Regions from separate parts of the Homo sapiens genome. Here region 2 is linked to region 1. The links are chromatin loops, found by intact Hi-C in ENCODE. Cell type or tissue: heart left ventricle. All regions are shown on one strand.

The links. Hi-C counts contacts between places; a loop is a spot of excess contacts. Peaks named below come from ENCODE experiments on the same cell type or tissue, not always from the same donor. Only the 100,000 strongest peaks of a DNase experiment are listed, where the experiment ranks them.
Region 2: it touches region 1 in a loop (5-fold over the local background); 32 of 110 quality-filtered maps call a loop at or near these places.

The regions. Positions count from the first base shown.
Region 1 is chr4:15,645,341-15,653,340 of GRCh38, forward strand. All of the region lies in intron 1 of FBXL5 (F-box and leucine rich repeat protein 5), which reads right to left. It also overlaps a transcript of FAM200B not described here. Among named protein-coding and RNA genes, the nearest start is that of FBXL5, 6.0 kb to the right of the region's middle. RefSeq lists silencers at 1,824-2,049, 3,318-3,417. In heart left ventricle, CTCF peaks have their summits at 4,814 (motif pointing left) and 5,018; no DNase peak of the experiment used is centred here; H3K4me3 peaks cover 1,296 bases; H3K27ac peaks cover 2,044 bases.
Region 2 is chr4:15,235,077-15,243,076 of GRCh38, forward strand. The region is part of intron 2 of C1QTNF7-AS1 (C1QTNF7 antisense RNA 1); the gene reads right to left. Among named protein-coding and RNA genes, the nearest start is that of C1QTNF7-AS1, 190 kb to the right of the region's middle. In heart left ventricle, a CTCF peak has its summit at 3,804; no DNase peak of the experiment used is centred here; H3K27ac peaks cover 380 bases.

The DNA.
Region 1 (8,000 bases):
AGTGAACCAGTTTTAAAGTCACATTCTCTAGGATGGGATACCAGTTCTACCATTACTTAACTGTGTAACCCTGGGTAAGTTACTTTTCTTTCTTTCTTTTTTTTTGAGACAGAGTCTTGCTTTGTCGCCCAGGCTAGAGTGCAGGGGCATGATCTCAGCTCACTGCAGACTCTGCCTCCTGGGTTCAAGCGATTATCCTGCCTCAGCCTCCTGAGTAGCTGGGATTACAGGTGCTCGCCACCACGCCCGGCTAATTTTTGTATTTTTTAGCAGAGATGGGGTTTCACCATCTTGGCCAGGCTGGTCTTGAACTCCTGACCACATGATCCACCCGCCTCGGCCTCCCAAAGTGCTGGGATTACAGGTATAAGCTACCACGCCCGGCCTACTTTTCTTTCTTAATGTGTTAATCTTGATGTTAAATGGATATAATAAAACATCTGTATTTCACATGGTTGTTAGTACTCAATAAACATTAGCTATTATCATTTTGAAAATTAAATATTCATTTTTTATAAATTCATACATTTTTTACTCTATACAAATATTTACTGAGTAGCTATGATGAGGCAGGCACTGTTCTTTGGTACCTGGGATATATCAATGAACAAAACAAAGATTTCTTGCCTTTATGGAGTTTCCATTTCAGTGAAGGTAAATAAGACAATGAACAGTTAACTGCAATACATAAGTAAATAATCTAGAGCAAGAATTGGCAACTTTTCTATAAAAGGACAGGTAATAAATATTTTAACTTTTGCAGGCCATGTGGTCTGTAGCAATTATTTACCTCAGCAGTTGTAGCACAAAAGTAGTCATAGACAACATGTAAATGAATGACTGTAGCTGTATTTCCATAAAACTTTATAAACACTGAAATTCAAATTTCATATAATTTTTCACATGTCACAAAATACTATTCTTCTTTTGATTTTTTCCAACTATTTAAAAATGTAAAAGTGATGCTTGGCTCTTAAGCCACACAAAAAACACAGGCAGGACATACTTGGTTAAATACATATTATAGATTTTTTTTTAAATCATAAGAAATGCCCCACAAGATTACAATAAAATCTATTGGTGGCTAATCTCTGCAAACACTATCATGTATCATTTTTTGGAAAAAAAAAAAAAGGCAAACTTAAAAATAGCCTTAGTAGAAGCAGGGTACAAAATCAAAAGAAACCATTAATGCTAAATATTTTTTATTATTATTATTATTATACTTTAAGTTTTAGGTACATGTGCACAACGTGCAGGTTTGTTACATATGTATACATGTGCCATGTTGGTGTGCTGCACCCATTAACCCGTCATCTAACATTAGGTATATCTCCCAATGCTATCCCTCCCCCTCCCCCCACCCCACAACAGGCCCCGGTGTGTGATGTTCCCCTTCCCACGTCCATGTTGTTCTCATTGTTCAATTCCCACTATGAGTGAGAACATGCGGTGTTTGGTTTTTTTGTCCTTGCGACAGTTTGCTGAGAATGATGGTTTCCAGCTTCTAGATATTATTTTTTTAATGGCAAAAAGTAAACACAGTCAGCCTCCGTGGGGATGCAGAAACCACAGATTCAACCAACTGTGGATTGAAAAAGGCTGGGCATGGTGGCTCACACCTGTAATCCCAGCACTTTGAGAGGCTGAGGTGAGTGGATTACCTGAGGTCAGGAGTTCGAGACCAGCCTGACCAACATGGTGAAACCCCATCTCTACTAAAAACACAAAAATTAGCAGGGAGTGGTGGTGTGCACCTGTAGTCCCAGCTACTCGGGAGGCTGAGACAGGAGAATCACTTGAACCCAGGAGGCAGAGGTTGCAGTGAGCCGAGATCATGCCACTGCACTCCAGCCTGGGCAACAAAGCAAGACTCCATCTCAAAAAAAAAAAAAAAAAAAAAGAAAGAAAATGTTGAAAAAAATAAAAATAAACAACAACAACAAAAAACAATATAACAACTACATACATAGCATTTTCACTGTATTATGTATTATAAGTAATCTAAAGATGATTTAAAGTGTATGGGAAGATATGTGTAAGTTACATGCAAATACTATGCTATTTTATCTGAGGGACTTGAGCATCTATGGAGTTTGGTATTCATGGGTGTCCTGAAAACAATCTCCCACAAAATAGGAGGATACCAAGGGAAGACTGTAATGCCCTAACATGAGTTAAGAAAAATAATATATTAAAAGACATACAGGGAATTTTGCATATATTCTCATTAGACTATTAGAAATTCTTTTAGATCTAATAACACATTAAGGTAAAGATTAGTTTCATGCCACAAACTGACAGTCAAATTAACTATAGTAACTATATAAAGAGACTCTAAATTACAGGTAGAATCTATATCCAGCTAACCTAGCACAGTAGTTAAAAGCACTGACTCTAGGGCAAGATTGCCTAGGTGTAAATCCATTCTACCAGCAAGTCATTACATTTCTTTGTACCTCAGTTTCTTCATCTGTAAAACAGGGCTAATAATATTAACTACTTCACAGAGTTCTTGTGAGAATTTTTTTGAGACAGGGTCTTGCTCTGACACCCAGGCTGCAGTGCAGTGGCATGATCATAGCTCACTGCAACCTCAAACTCCTGGGCTCAAGTGATCCTCCTGCTGGCCTCAGCCTTCCGAATAGCTGGAACTACAGGTGTGGTGTGCACCACACCCAGTTACTTTTTTATTTTTTAGAGACGGGGTCTCACTATGTTGGCCAAGCTGGTCTTAAAGTCCTGGCTTCAAGCGATCCTCCTGACTCAGCATCCTGAGTTGCTGAGATTATAGGCACAAGCCACTGCACCTGGCTACCTGTGATAATTTAATAAGTTAATATAAAGAACACAGAATATAAGCCCTACCTAGGCATCTGTAAGGCTTATTTAGTAGGCTTTTCTGTTATTAATTCTGTATTCAGACCAAAATAAAATATCATTAGAAAGGAATTGGTACAGCCATTATGGAAAACAGTATGGAAATTCCTCAAAAAATTAAAAATGTAATTTTCATAAGTTCCAGCAATCCCATTCCTGAGTATATGTTCAAAGTAAATAAAATTAGGATCTCTAAGAGATATCTGCACTCCCATGTTCAATGCAGCATTATTCATAATAGCCAAGATATGGAGCCAACCTGAGTGCTTGTCCACAAATGAGTAAAGAAAATGTGATATATACAATAAAATATTATTCAGTCATAAAAAAGGAAATCCTGTCATTTGCAACAACATAGATGAACCTGGAAGACAGCTAAGTGAAATAAGCCAGAGACAGAGAGATAAATAATGTATGATCTCACTATATATGGAATCTAAAGTAGAACTCACAGAAGCAGAGAATATGAAAGGTGGTTGTTGGGGCAGGGGATGGAGAAAATGGGGAGATGCTGAAAAAAGAACACTAACTTTCAGTTCTAAGATGAGTACGTTCTGGGGATATAAGGTACAGTATGGTGACTATAGCTAATAATACTGTATTATGTACTTGAAATTTGCTGAGAGTACATCCTCTGTGTCTTTACCACTCCCACACAAAGGGTAATCGTTTGTGGTGATGGATGTGTCAATTTGATTTTGGTAATCATTATACAATGTACATGTATATCAAAGCATTGCATTGTACACCTTGAATATATACAATATTTATTTGTCAATTATACCTCAATAAAGCTGGGAAAAAATGATCAACAGATCAACAGATCAAGTTAAATTCTTGGTGGAGAATACAAAATATTTTGTACAACAGGTTGAAGAAATAAGATTTTTATCTATATTAAATCCTCAACATGTTTGTTGATTTGATGAAGTGAAAACAAAGCCAAAAAAAAAAGAGCAACAGAGAGAAAAGTCCTTAAAGATACTACCCAACTCAGTTTTTCTCCACATGAAAAGTGCAAACATTTTTAACCCGGTACCTAAAGTTAGTAAATTTAGCAGTTAAAAGAATAACCAGGGCCGGGCACAGTGGTTCACGCCTGTAATCCCAGCACTTTGGGAGGCCGAGGCAGGCGGATCACAAGGTTAAGAGATCTAGGCCAACATGGTGAAACCCCATCTCTGCTAACCTCTACTAAAACTACAAAAATTAGTTGGGCGTGGTTAGCACACGCCTGTAGACCCAGCTACTCAGGAGGCTGAGGCAGAAGAATTGCTTGAACCCGGGAGGCAGAGGTTGCAGTGAGCCAAGATCACACCACTGCACTCCAGCCTGGAGACAGGGCAAGACTACGTCTCAAAAAAAAAAAAAAAAAAAGAAAGAAAGAAAAGAATAAACAGAATATACACAATTTAACTTTTTTGAAATCTGTTTATATAAATAGTTTTTAAAATTGTTTGCCTTCACATATAGACTTTATGGAGAAAAAAAACCTGGACACTAATGGTTCTAGGACATACGGAAGGAAGCCAATGATGTGTGAGAAATTACCCTAGTGTTTTTATATATTTAATTCTTAAAACAACCTAAAAAGTAGATATCAAAATCCTCATTTTACAGACTAACAAACAGAGTCTCAGGAAGAAAATTTACCCCACATCATACAACTAGTGAACAACAAAACCGAGACCAAGTCCCTAAAACTCTAACATCTATGACTTTTCTACATACACAATGTTAGTCCCATTAATAAAGCTATCTTTTCAGATACAAGAGAGTAAATTGTCAGAAAGAACACTTGCTCTAAAGCAACAGCTCTCACCAAGGCAGTAATTTTGCCACCCCACTACCCATCCCCCAGAGATAAAAGGCAAGATCTGGAGGCAGTTTTGGTTGTCACCACCGGAAATGTACTACTGACACCTAGTGGATAAAACCCAGGGATGTGGCTAAACATCCTACAACGCACAGGACAGCCCCCATAAAAAAGAAATCATCTGCCTCAAAATGTCAATAATGCTTTGGTTAAGAAATGTTGCTCTAGAAAACTGTTTTTCAAATACTGTTAACCATGACCTTCAGTATGAAATATAGTGCAATCCAGATTCACACGCATCACAAACACTTCAAACAAATTTCAGGGAACAGTATTTCCCTCTCTTATCTGTGATGTACTCTAGTATTTACTTTTCGGTTTAAATTTTTAATGCTGTTTCGGACCCACAAAAGAGATTTATGACCTACTACTAATAGGTCACAGGACACATTTTGAAGAGCACTCTTCTACAGTAAAATATAAAGGTTCCTAGTGACCTATAAAGTTATATACTCTGATGCCTCACAAATTCAACAAAGAACTTATATATATAAAAGGACGCACATAATTAACAAATAGTAACATGATATCTTCCACATTTTAAAAGGATTTATAACTGACTTTCTTTTTTTTTTTTTTTTTTTTTTTTGAGACAGAGTCTCACTCTGTCGCCCAGGCTGGAGTGCAATCGCCAATTCCAGCAATTCTGCCTTAGCCTCCTGAGTAGCTGGGATTACAGGACCCCGCCACCATGCCCAGCTAATTTTTGTATTTTTAGTAGAGATGAGGTTTCACCATCTTGGCCAGGCTGGTCTTGAACTCCTGACCTCATGATCCACCTGCCTCGGCCTCCCAAAGTGCTGGGATACAGGCATGAGCCACTGCACCCAACCTATAACTGACTTTCTGTCTCAGACATTCTACAGTGATAAATCAAGTATTACAGCCTGGTTTCAAACTGATTCTCAAAAGTGGTATGTCACTTAAAGACGATACAGTACATTCAAAAATAGATAAGAAAACGGCATAACAAAAACACATATATTATTCCCCCAAATACATTTTTACTTTGTCTACTCACTCAGACAATGCTTTAATTTAATCAAGGGAGACTTATACTCAGTGAAGAAACCTTAGTAAGTAGCTGATCAAATTTACAGATGGAAAAAATGATGACCCACAGGTAAACTGTTTTGCATAAAATCATAGAGCTACCAATAAGTAGCAGAACTAGTAAGGTAATGCAAAACCCATGGGCTTCCGAAGGGGAAAAAAAATCCTAAGATTAAAATTCAGGCTCTACTAATTACTAATTGAATGAGTTGGGTAAGTTACTTAACCACTAAGACTGTTTCCTCAACTTTAAATGAAGGATAATATTTGGCTTAAGTAGTTCGTGAAGATTAAAAGAAACAATGTAGACATGTAGTAAGAACTCATTAAATTCCCTTTTCCTTCTTCCACAGGTCTCAATTCAATATTTTCTCCACTAAGCCAATCTTCTCAAATGCCAGTCAATAAATTGTTACAGGTATGCAGAAAAATGGCGGAGGGGGGAAGGAAAACTGACAATAAAGCTATACTCACTCATTTTTTAAAAAAGGATATATTCAAATTACTCTAAGCTTCTTCCCACTTAAGAGTTTTGGGTCATAAAATGTCCTATCTGTATAAATAAATGTATAAATAAATTCTTTCATAAAAGTAAACAGCACTTTTAATACCCTTACCTGAAAAATTTGGGCACACCTTAAGGCCTCCACCACTTGAGTTTTTAATAACTGGTTTATATATAAGCCTGGGAATCTCTGAACTAACCACATCCTGACAACCACAGCCTACTCTTCTCTCAGAAATCAATTCAAAGAGACCACTCCTGACACTTTAATGTGGAGCTGACCGTGTAACTCCCTTTGCTCCCACTATACCCTATTTGGATTTCCATCCTAGCATAGATGTTATTACATACTGGACTGTAAACTTTTTGAGACTAGAGACCACATGTCACATTGCCAACGTCTTTCTGTAGTACAAGCTACTACAGAGTAGACGGTAGAAACTCCAATGCTCACTGACAGAATTAATGGAGTTAACCTTGGAGAACTGGAGAAAAGACTGAGAAATTGAAGTAAAATGGAAAAAGGATGTCATTCAATATAAATATTTACTAACATCATCCCAGTCTGAAAGGTCAGTGAATTAGCAGGAGATTTCTTAGCAGATTGTTCCCAAAAAAGTAAGAAACTACTATGATTTAATATAAAGAAAATTAAACTAGGAATCCTAACAATGACTTGGGTTTCCATCTGAATCTACCACTAGCTGCTTATGTAACCTTGGCCTAGCTAATCTAGGCCTCTAAGTCCCCAGCTATAAAACAGAAATACCTTGTCTTTACATAACTCAAAGCACTGTTGTCTGGATAACAAAGGTGAAAAACCTTTCCATAAAACTTTTTACAGATGTAAAAAGAAATCCATGGGCAAAGTATTAAATCGGGTATTGTACAGCAATATTTAAAATGGTCTAAGACATACATCTGTCAGCTTTTGAAAATTTATTTTCTCATCCTATTCACCTTTATACCTAAAAAATAAGTAGACTAACATAACTTTGGAATACATTATACTAACTGGCTTAAGCATATAAGTGGTTTACTTGATGCTAGTAAATAAATGGATGCTTCTAAAATACATTCTACTTGAGAAGTTCAATATTGAAAATAGTAACTGACTTCTTGATAATAACTGGGCATTCAGAGCCCAAATTTGTACAGTGAAATAACTATTTTGTACCTTTTTAGTCTGAGCATAAAAACTAGTTCTCATTTTATATAGTTTTATTGTAAACTGTTTGGTTGGATATCCTTGGTCTATACAACCAAAGGATGGCAAAACGTGAGATGATAAATGGATAAAAACAAACAAGGTACTCTTCCTTTAATTCCTTTAAGATTACTGAACCATTACAAAATACTTATTTTCCACTCTAGCTCCCAAAGGACATCCTAAGAGAGATTTCCATTGGCTATCAGTATCAAGAAGAAATCCAGATGTAAAATTCCTATGCATTTTTTTTTCCCTAAATCGCCTCAGTTTCAGTTCAGAAAATTGGACTTTTAATCTTCGTGATAAACGTATACAACAATCTCATTAACTATATCTAATTAATTCAGAATTAGTAATAATTTTGACTTACACCATGTCAAATTGAAAATGCTTTATTAAACTAGTTATGCAAGTGGGAACATTACTGAAAAGACTCTTGGCTCAGATATCTTGTAAAAAAGCAACTGCATTTTCAA
Region 2 (8,000 bases), 410 kb before region 1:
CCTGTTATATTTTTGATAATGTCTGTTAGGGAAATGACCAAAAACAACTAAGAAACAACTTGATATTTCCCTCATTTCACATTCCCTGGGCAGCCACTGATGGGTTGAAGAGAACCAAATTACTAAAATGCACTTGGTTGTTGGATAATCAGGGGAAGTGTTTTGTATCTCAGGGTTTGGATGTGACATTTCTGGCCCACTCTACAGGGCAGAAACCTAGCCATTCTTTCCTAATTGCTAAGTTCCCCTCATAAAATCCATCTCCAGGGGAAAACTTTAATTTAGATAGGTCATAAGTTGGAGCCTCTGCCAAAGACAGCACAGGCCGAGAGAAAAGACAATAGTTCTGCCACGGTAATCCTTGGCCACCAGAAATGATGGGGACAGCTTCCTTTTTCCCCTCCCTAAGAAGCTATTTTTCTATTTGGTTCATTTTACTTGTAACAGCAATGGATAGGATTATTAGACATCAAAGCCAATCTGAAAGAAACTCCTTCGACCCTAAACACACACACACACACACACACACACACACACACACACACACACCCCATTGAAAAGAAACTTAAGGGGAATGCTTCTGTTTAAATACATACTTCTTGGCAGAATTTGTTTTAAAATCGGTCAGATTTTCTCCAGAAGAAGCACCAGCCTAGAGAGTCAAGGAAACTGGTTTGGAGCCTCAAAGTCTGGGGCACGCAGGTGTATTGTATTAGTCAGTGGAGGCCAACTGCTGTAACAAACAGCCCCCTTTGTGGCTTGACACAATAAAGGCTTACTTCTTGTTAATGCCACATTGCAACGAAGGTAGGCAGGTGGGGGTGCTCTGTTTTAGTCAAGGACACAGGCTGTTTCATCTGCTGACTCTGCTATCATTTAGGGCTTCAGGATCCTTCATCCACTAGCTCTGATCTTCTTAAGGGCCTCTGAGTCCATCACTGGACACTCTGCCTCCAAACAGCAAACAAAGGAAGAGAGGGCACTGGGGTTAGCTATGGAGAATTTTAGAGAGCAGGCCTGTTGGCGACAGACATCTTTCGTGTACACATTCCATTGGCCAGAACTCATTCACATGGCCACCTAGCTGCCAGTGAGGCTGAGAAATGCAGTCTGGCTATGTGCCTGTGCCATAATAAGAAATACATATTTGGTCTTTGTCCCCAGTTCCTGGCATGTAGCTCCTAAAACCCTTGCAATGTGCAGAGTGATAAGGTGTCTTTTTGTGTGCTAATAAGATGGCTGGTGGCTGGAGGCTGGAGGCCCCTGCCTAGCCTCAGGAAAGACCAAGGCATAAGTAGAAAGCTGGAACTTTCAGTACCACCCTCAGACCCGTGAGAAGGGGAAAGGGGCTGGAGAATAAATTCAGTTGCCAATGGCCAATGATTGAATCAGTCATGCCCATAAAATGGAACTTCCGTGAAAACTGCTAAATGACGGGGCCCAGAGAGCTTCGAGGTTGGTGAACGCATAGAGGTACTGGGAGGGTGGTGCACTCAGATGTGTGCCTCCCCATACTTTGCCCCATGCACCTCTTCCATTGGCTGTTTCTGAGTTTGTAGCCTTTATCATAAGCCAGAGGCCAGGTGCGGTGGCTCACACCCGTAATCCCAGCACTTTGGGAGGCCGAGGCGGGCGGATCACGAGGTCAGGAGTTCAAGACCAGCCTTGCCAATATGGTGAAACCCCGTCTCTACTAAAAATACAAAAATTAGCTGGGCATCGTGGCGTGCACCTGTAATCCCAGCTACTCAGGAGGGTGAGGCAGGAGAATCACTTGAACCCAGGAGGTGGAGGTTGCAGTGAGCAGAGATCGTGACACTGCACTCCAGCCTGGGCGACAGAGCGAGACTCCGTCTCAAAAAAAAAAAAATCGAGAAAACATAAACGAAATGTTTCCCTGGGTTTTGTGAGCTGTTCTGCAAATTATTAAACCTGAGAAGGGGGTCATGGGAACCCCCGATGTATAGCCTATTAGAAGTATAGAGAGCTCAGGACTTGTGACTAGTGTCTGAAGTGGGAGCTGTCTTATGGGACTGAGCTCTAACTAAGAGGTGTATGCTAACTCTTGGTAGTTGGCAAAAAAATTGAATTGAAATGTAGGGGACCCAGCTGGTGTCTGGAGAATTGGAGAATTGGTAGATATAAGGGGAAAAAATACATCTTTGGAATGAAAGTGTTGTGATAAAAATAGCTCAGTGACCAAAAGATGAAAGGAAATTGAAATTGATGGACACATGGCATATTTTTACTACTAAATGTATTGAACAACTACTGCCACAGGAGGGGTCTGTGACATTTTCTTAGAACAAGTTAATTTTGGGTTTTTTGTTCCTGAGAATGTGTTGATATTCTAAACAGTTTATTACTCAGAAAACCATTGTTCTTTCACGTAGGGGTTAAGAAAATGTAAGTTAGTGATCAAGCAAAGATCAGGAATTAGGTGAGATGGAAAGAGGGAGACCCATTTTGCTCATTACTTGAAGATCTTGTTAAAGTTTGCTTTATAGATGGCATCTAAAAGGGTGTGTTTGGGGATATAGTTTCCTGACGCACGTAGAAACGGTGTTTGGATTCAAACTCCACGAATGGCACTACCAAGCCAGTTCTGGAGAAGGCAGAGCTGCCACTGGCTCCAAGCAGAAAATATGGGGCCAGGAACAGAACATTTAGTCAAAAGGGCTTAGGAGCCAGGAAAATTCAGAATCAAAATAGTCTTAAAGGCAGTGACCAGGAGAAGCCAGGGAATTCTGCCATGAACATTAATTTCCTCTATTCTCTGAATGTTCATTTCATTGAGCACCTTCAGCATGCCAGTTTCCATGTTGGAGAGTACAATGATGAGGGAAACTCCATCCCTGCCTGCAAGTTGGAAATGCTTGTGGGTGGACACTGGCCACGTGGTGTGTGGGTAGGCTTGACTGACCTAAGAGTCTACGGTTAAAGGGTGAAGCAGAGTTCTGACAAATGTCAGCTTTAGCAGCCACTAAGATGCCTCCACCCACTCAAGGCAAAATACACTCCTGATACTCTTGTCTTCCTTTGTAAGAATTCCCAAGTCACACCATACCCAGTTCACATCATGGAAACACTGAACTGGGGAATTTTAGAATTGAAAGAGGTTGTGCAAATTACTTAGTCCAGCCTTTTTGTTTTTCATCAGGGGAGAAGGAAAAACTGACCTGTATTGTATGTAGATGAGCCCCAAAGACTCACTTGGACACCAAGATCAGGCAGGCTGTCAGAACAGGACAACTACCATTTGGAGCCAATGGCAGCTCTGCCTTCTCCAGAACTGGCCTTGATAGTGCCATTCATGGAGTTTGAATCCAAACACCGCTTCTACGTGCTTCAGGAAACTATATCCCCAAACACACCCTTTTAGATGCCACCTAAAAAGCAAACTTTAACAAGATCTATGCAGCATGGTAATGGCTAAAACTATTTCATTCAGCAAGCATCTATTGCAATCTCAATACAAGAGCCATTCACCTTCCTTGACAATTGCCTTCACATTTCTCTGATGTCTTCTCCTTCAAACATGCCACTAGCCTGTTTCACTGATTTCTACCCAGTGATCTCAGTTCTCCACCCTGGAGCTCTTATGAAATTCATCTGATCCTTCTTCCATTTTAATACATGTAACGAAAACTTATTAAACATCTATTGCATCTGTTAGAGACTCAGCAAGACAAAGAAAGCATATTAGGATGAAGTCCCTGAGAAACATTTAATAAATGATACACATATTTCCAAAGGTTTGGGTGAGGTTAAAATAAAACAATGATTTGGTGCATTAACTACGGCTAGCCACGGAGGGGAGCCATTACCACCTCTACCACTCCAAAGGGGCAGGAAGAAGGAGAAGTTAACTCTAGGAGACAGCCCAGACAGAATCTGTGGCTTGGGATAGAAGGATTCCACCTTACACACTGCAGCCTGCTAACCTGCATGGGACGGAGCAAAAGGATGAAAACAGACCTCCCTCTTCTGCCCTTTCATCTCCCACCTGCACCTCTTGTTGGCAGAACCTAACCAGAAGCCAGAGGTCATAGGAATCTATGGATGCAGTCAATGCAGGTCAGCTTCCCACGTCCAGGGCAGGACGAAGACTGGAGTGTTTGGGTTGGGGGACAAATGGAGAACACCCAGCCCTCACACATGCCAGGCACTTAACAGAGGAGTTAAGAAAACAGACTTGGTCCTTGATTGCATAGACTGTAAAGGGCATTGGTTGAGAGAGGAAATAGACAAGTACACTTACTAAAAAACTCTGCTAAATGTATGAAGGAAAGACTGGACTCTATGAGAGGTAATAATAGGGGATCAATTTTAGACTGGACGTTCAAAGGTCTTTCCGTGGATGCAGCATTTATGCTGAGATCTGTCGGACGAGAAGGAGCCAGCCAGGTGAACCAGGGGAAGAGGAGCATCCCAGACAGAAGAAGAGTGTGGTCAAAGACCCTTGGGACAGGGCAGCTCTTCAGATATTTGATTGTTTGAACTTGATTTGAATTTGTCTGAAATATACATCGGTTATTTCCTATGGGTTGCCCCCGAAAGGGCCCAGATTGAATGGCAAGGGCAGAGTCAGGAGGCCTGATCCACCAGCCCTGCTCTGGCCCTCATTGGCGAGAGGCGTTGCCCAAGTCCCTGGGTCTCTCCTGTCATGCTTTATCTATAAAATGAAGATGTTGGCTTGTTGGCTTCTGAAGTTGCTTTCAGATCTGAAATCTAGTGTTGGTCACAGACTTTATTTATCTTTTTAAAGATGCTTTTTGACACTTCCCAAAGTTCTATTTCTGCTAAGTGAACGCCCAAGAGCCAGTTACATTTTCTTCAAGTCTTCAGATGAATGGCAGTTGAATGAGATCTGCAATGAGCCGAGGCTGAACTCCATGTACAACTCTACAGGGATTAGATAATATTCCTTGGTATTTGGCCAAAGGAAAAACACAAAGTCATAAAATTAAGGAAAGAGGCTCGGGTGATTGGCTTTGAATTTTAGGAATGGAGAGTTTCATAGGATTGGAGACTGTCTGAGTCATCTCTCTGGCACCCTACCAAAGCTGAATTTCCCTTACAGCCCCCCTAGCCTGCTTAAACACTCCCCGGGACAAACACTGAGCAGGCCCATGATGTCACTGGTCATTGTCTTCATTGAATGTTCCCATCTACCAATTTGAAATCTGTCTCCAAGATGTTCTCTCAGTTTCCCCATCATTCTGCTTTGGGTCCCATAGAACTCAAAGCCCCTCAGAAACTAACTGCCATATTCCCTCTTCCCTCCCCATCATTGGACGCTCCATTCTGTCATTCTGGAAGACTCTTCTGTTTCTCTCAGAGTGATTCTTCCAGTCTCACTGAAATGTCTCTTCTGTGGAGCAGCCGCCCCTCACTTTCTATGTGAAGACAGATTCCTTCTTGTCCCTCAGACTCCACAGCCATCACTCGTGCTTTTGGCTTTATGTCCTGTTCCCCCAAAAAGACTTACTGCTCAGGGAGAGCAACCCCTGTGCCTGCCTCACTATTCCCAGCACCTGGAGCAGTGATGAGTGTTTGGATAATTCCATCCTGAATAAAGGATTTTGAGACCTGGGTATTGCTAATAATTTTAGAATTCACAAACTAGAGGAATAAATTAGTAACAACTAACTATAGAGATGTGTAGACATAACCTATCAGAGACATAGGTTGTTGGCAGAACCTAACCGGAAGCCAGAGGTCACAGGAATCTATGGATATGGTCAACGAAGGTCAGTTTCCCAGGTCCAGGGCAGGATGAAGAAGACTTGAGTGTGTGGGTTGGGGACACACTTCAGGTGTCTGTCTCCAGTTGGTGAGAACAGTTTACACAGTGTGATGAAAAGCAGTCTCTGTTCTGGCTGAGTCAGAGTTATTGTCTATGTCTCAAACATTGTAAACCACGATATACTGATAAGCCAAAAGAGCAAGTTACACCATGCAACCCTATTTCTGGGAGGAAAGGACTATCCACACAATGATGTACAACAGAGAGGAAGGAAGGTCACAGTGTGGAGGGATATATAGTAGTGGAATATAGAAACATTTAGAATCTCATCATAAAATCAAGATAATATCTATCCATCTGCACTTCTAAAAAAACTGACAGGAGTCAAAGAACCTTAAATCTAGAGGTCTAAGTCAATGTTCATCTATGTTGATGCCGTTGCTGAAGCCCCCTTGGCTCCTAATCAGAAATGCTCACCGTCTTGGGATCTACATAGCTATGTACACTGGGCCTTGTGTGCAGAATCTCAGGAGTGATTATACTGTTAGTTTAAGATTCACTTTTATATTTTTAAATCATTTTTGTATCCTCAAACAATGGCAACCAAACTTTTGCTGGGCAGTGGTACTACAACGGAAAAACCTTTCTCAAAATCAACAACTTTGGAATTAAATGTTAGATGCAATTGAATATTATAAAGAAGGCCATAAAATTACCTGAAGTGATAGGCTGAACTGTGAATTTTGGAGTGAGAAATAGATGAAATGAGGAAATGGCTTGCTGGAGTCATTATAGAATCAGGAAAAGGTAATTAAAAAGAAATCAAGGAAAAAATTCTCATGAGTCGGCTACAGGACGCATGTTGCAAAGGAGTCTTTTGACTTAAGGGTTGGCAGTTCATGTGCTCCAAAAATACATTCCTGGCTACTTTATATTTTAATTCCTATGAAAGAATCTGCTTTAGAGTTTGCTGTTTTTTAAATTAGATGAGCTCATTTTGGGAGTCCATCTCTCAAATCAAATAGAATTACACAGATAAAATTTGGAATGATACACACCAAAATTATAAAATTTACAAGATTCTTTTCGGGGGAGTAAGATTATAATTGGCTTGTATTTTCTTCCTTTTATTTATATTTTTTCTTGCTTTTAAAAATTCATATTAATGACTATAAATAAATGAATGTTGCATAATCTTTTTTTAAGAAAGAAATTATGCCACAAGTAGTAGAGCTCTAAAGCCAGAAACACCTGCTGCATCAAGAACATTTCTTTCATGCCAATGTGTGGTAGCCCTGACACAGCACAGATGCGCCCTGGTTTCCTTCTTGCTGGAAGGAATCTCATTACCACCAGGAGTAGTTGACTCCCAAGAACACATATTATATGTTATGCACTTCACTGAAAGGGTAGCAAGAAGGGGTGAGGTCATGGGAGAAAAAAAACTGCCCTCAAAATCTTTGGGGTGTTTTGGAGTCATAGGAGCTATGAACTAGCATGAGTGTACAGTTGCCTCATCCACTTAAGTCCCAGAATGTTTGAGAATACATTTCTGTTCCTTAAACTAGAAGAGAGATTTCCTTTCCAACTTCTTTATCTGAGATTAAACCATGACTAAAGCTTGCACACCAACATCCCATTCTAAGTTTAGGGTCTGAATTCTTCTGTCTAAATTTTCCTCAGGTATCTCCAGGTGGTCCCCCAATCTGTGAGACCAAATAGGACCAATTGTTCATTGTAAGAACATTTCTAGCTCTAGAAAGGGGTGTGGCCCTCTAGGGACTTCTCAGTAATGAAAAAGAAAGGTTGAAAGAAAAGAATCCCTCTTATGGGCAGATGTATTGGGCACATGACTTTGGCTACACAACAATTTCTAGACACCTTCCTCACCCATTCTTCTCCCTAGCTCTAGAGATGAGCAGCTGGTCAGGCCGCCAATCCCAGATGCTTCAGCTTTCTGGCCACAGTGACAGACTTAGGGATAGACATTGGAACCAGATCAGGCCAATCTACGGTTTCTCAGGTCTTTTGCTGAAATTATCTAAAAAGAGATCCACTGTTTTCTCTGACAGCATGGTCTGGGAAGATGTGACAGGCCCAGAGCTGCCCTGAACTATCTTGTACCTCATGAAGAGAGACTACTCAGAGTGAAGCAACATTAAAGAAAAGAGACACAGGCCTCACGACATCACTTGAGCATATGAGTCCATCATTTCAGTCCAGCCACCCACCAAGCCAGGTGCCCATGAAC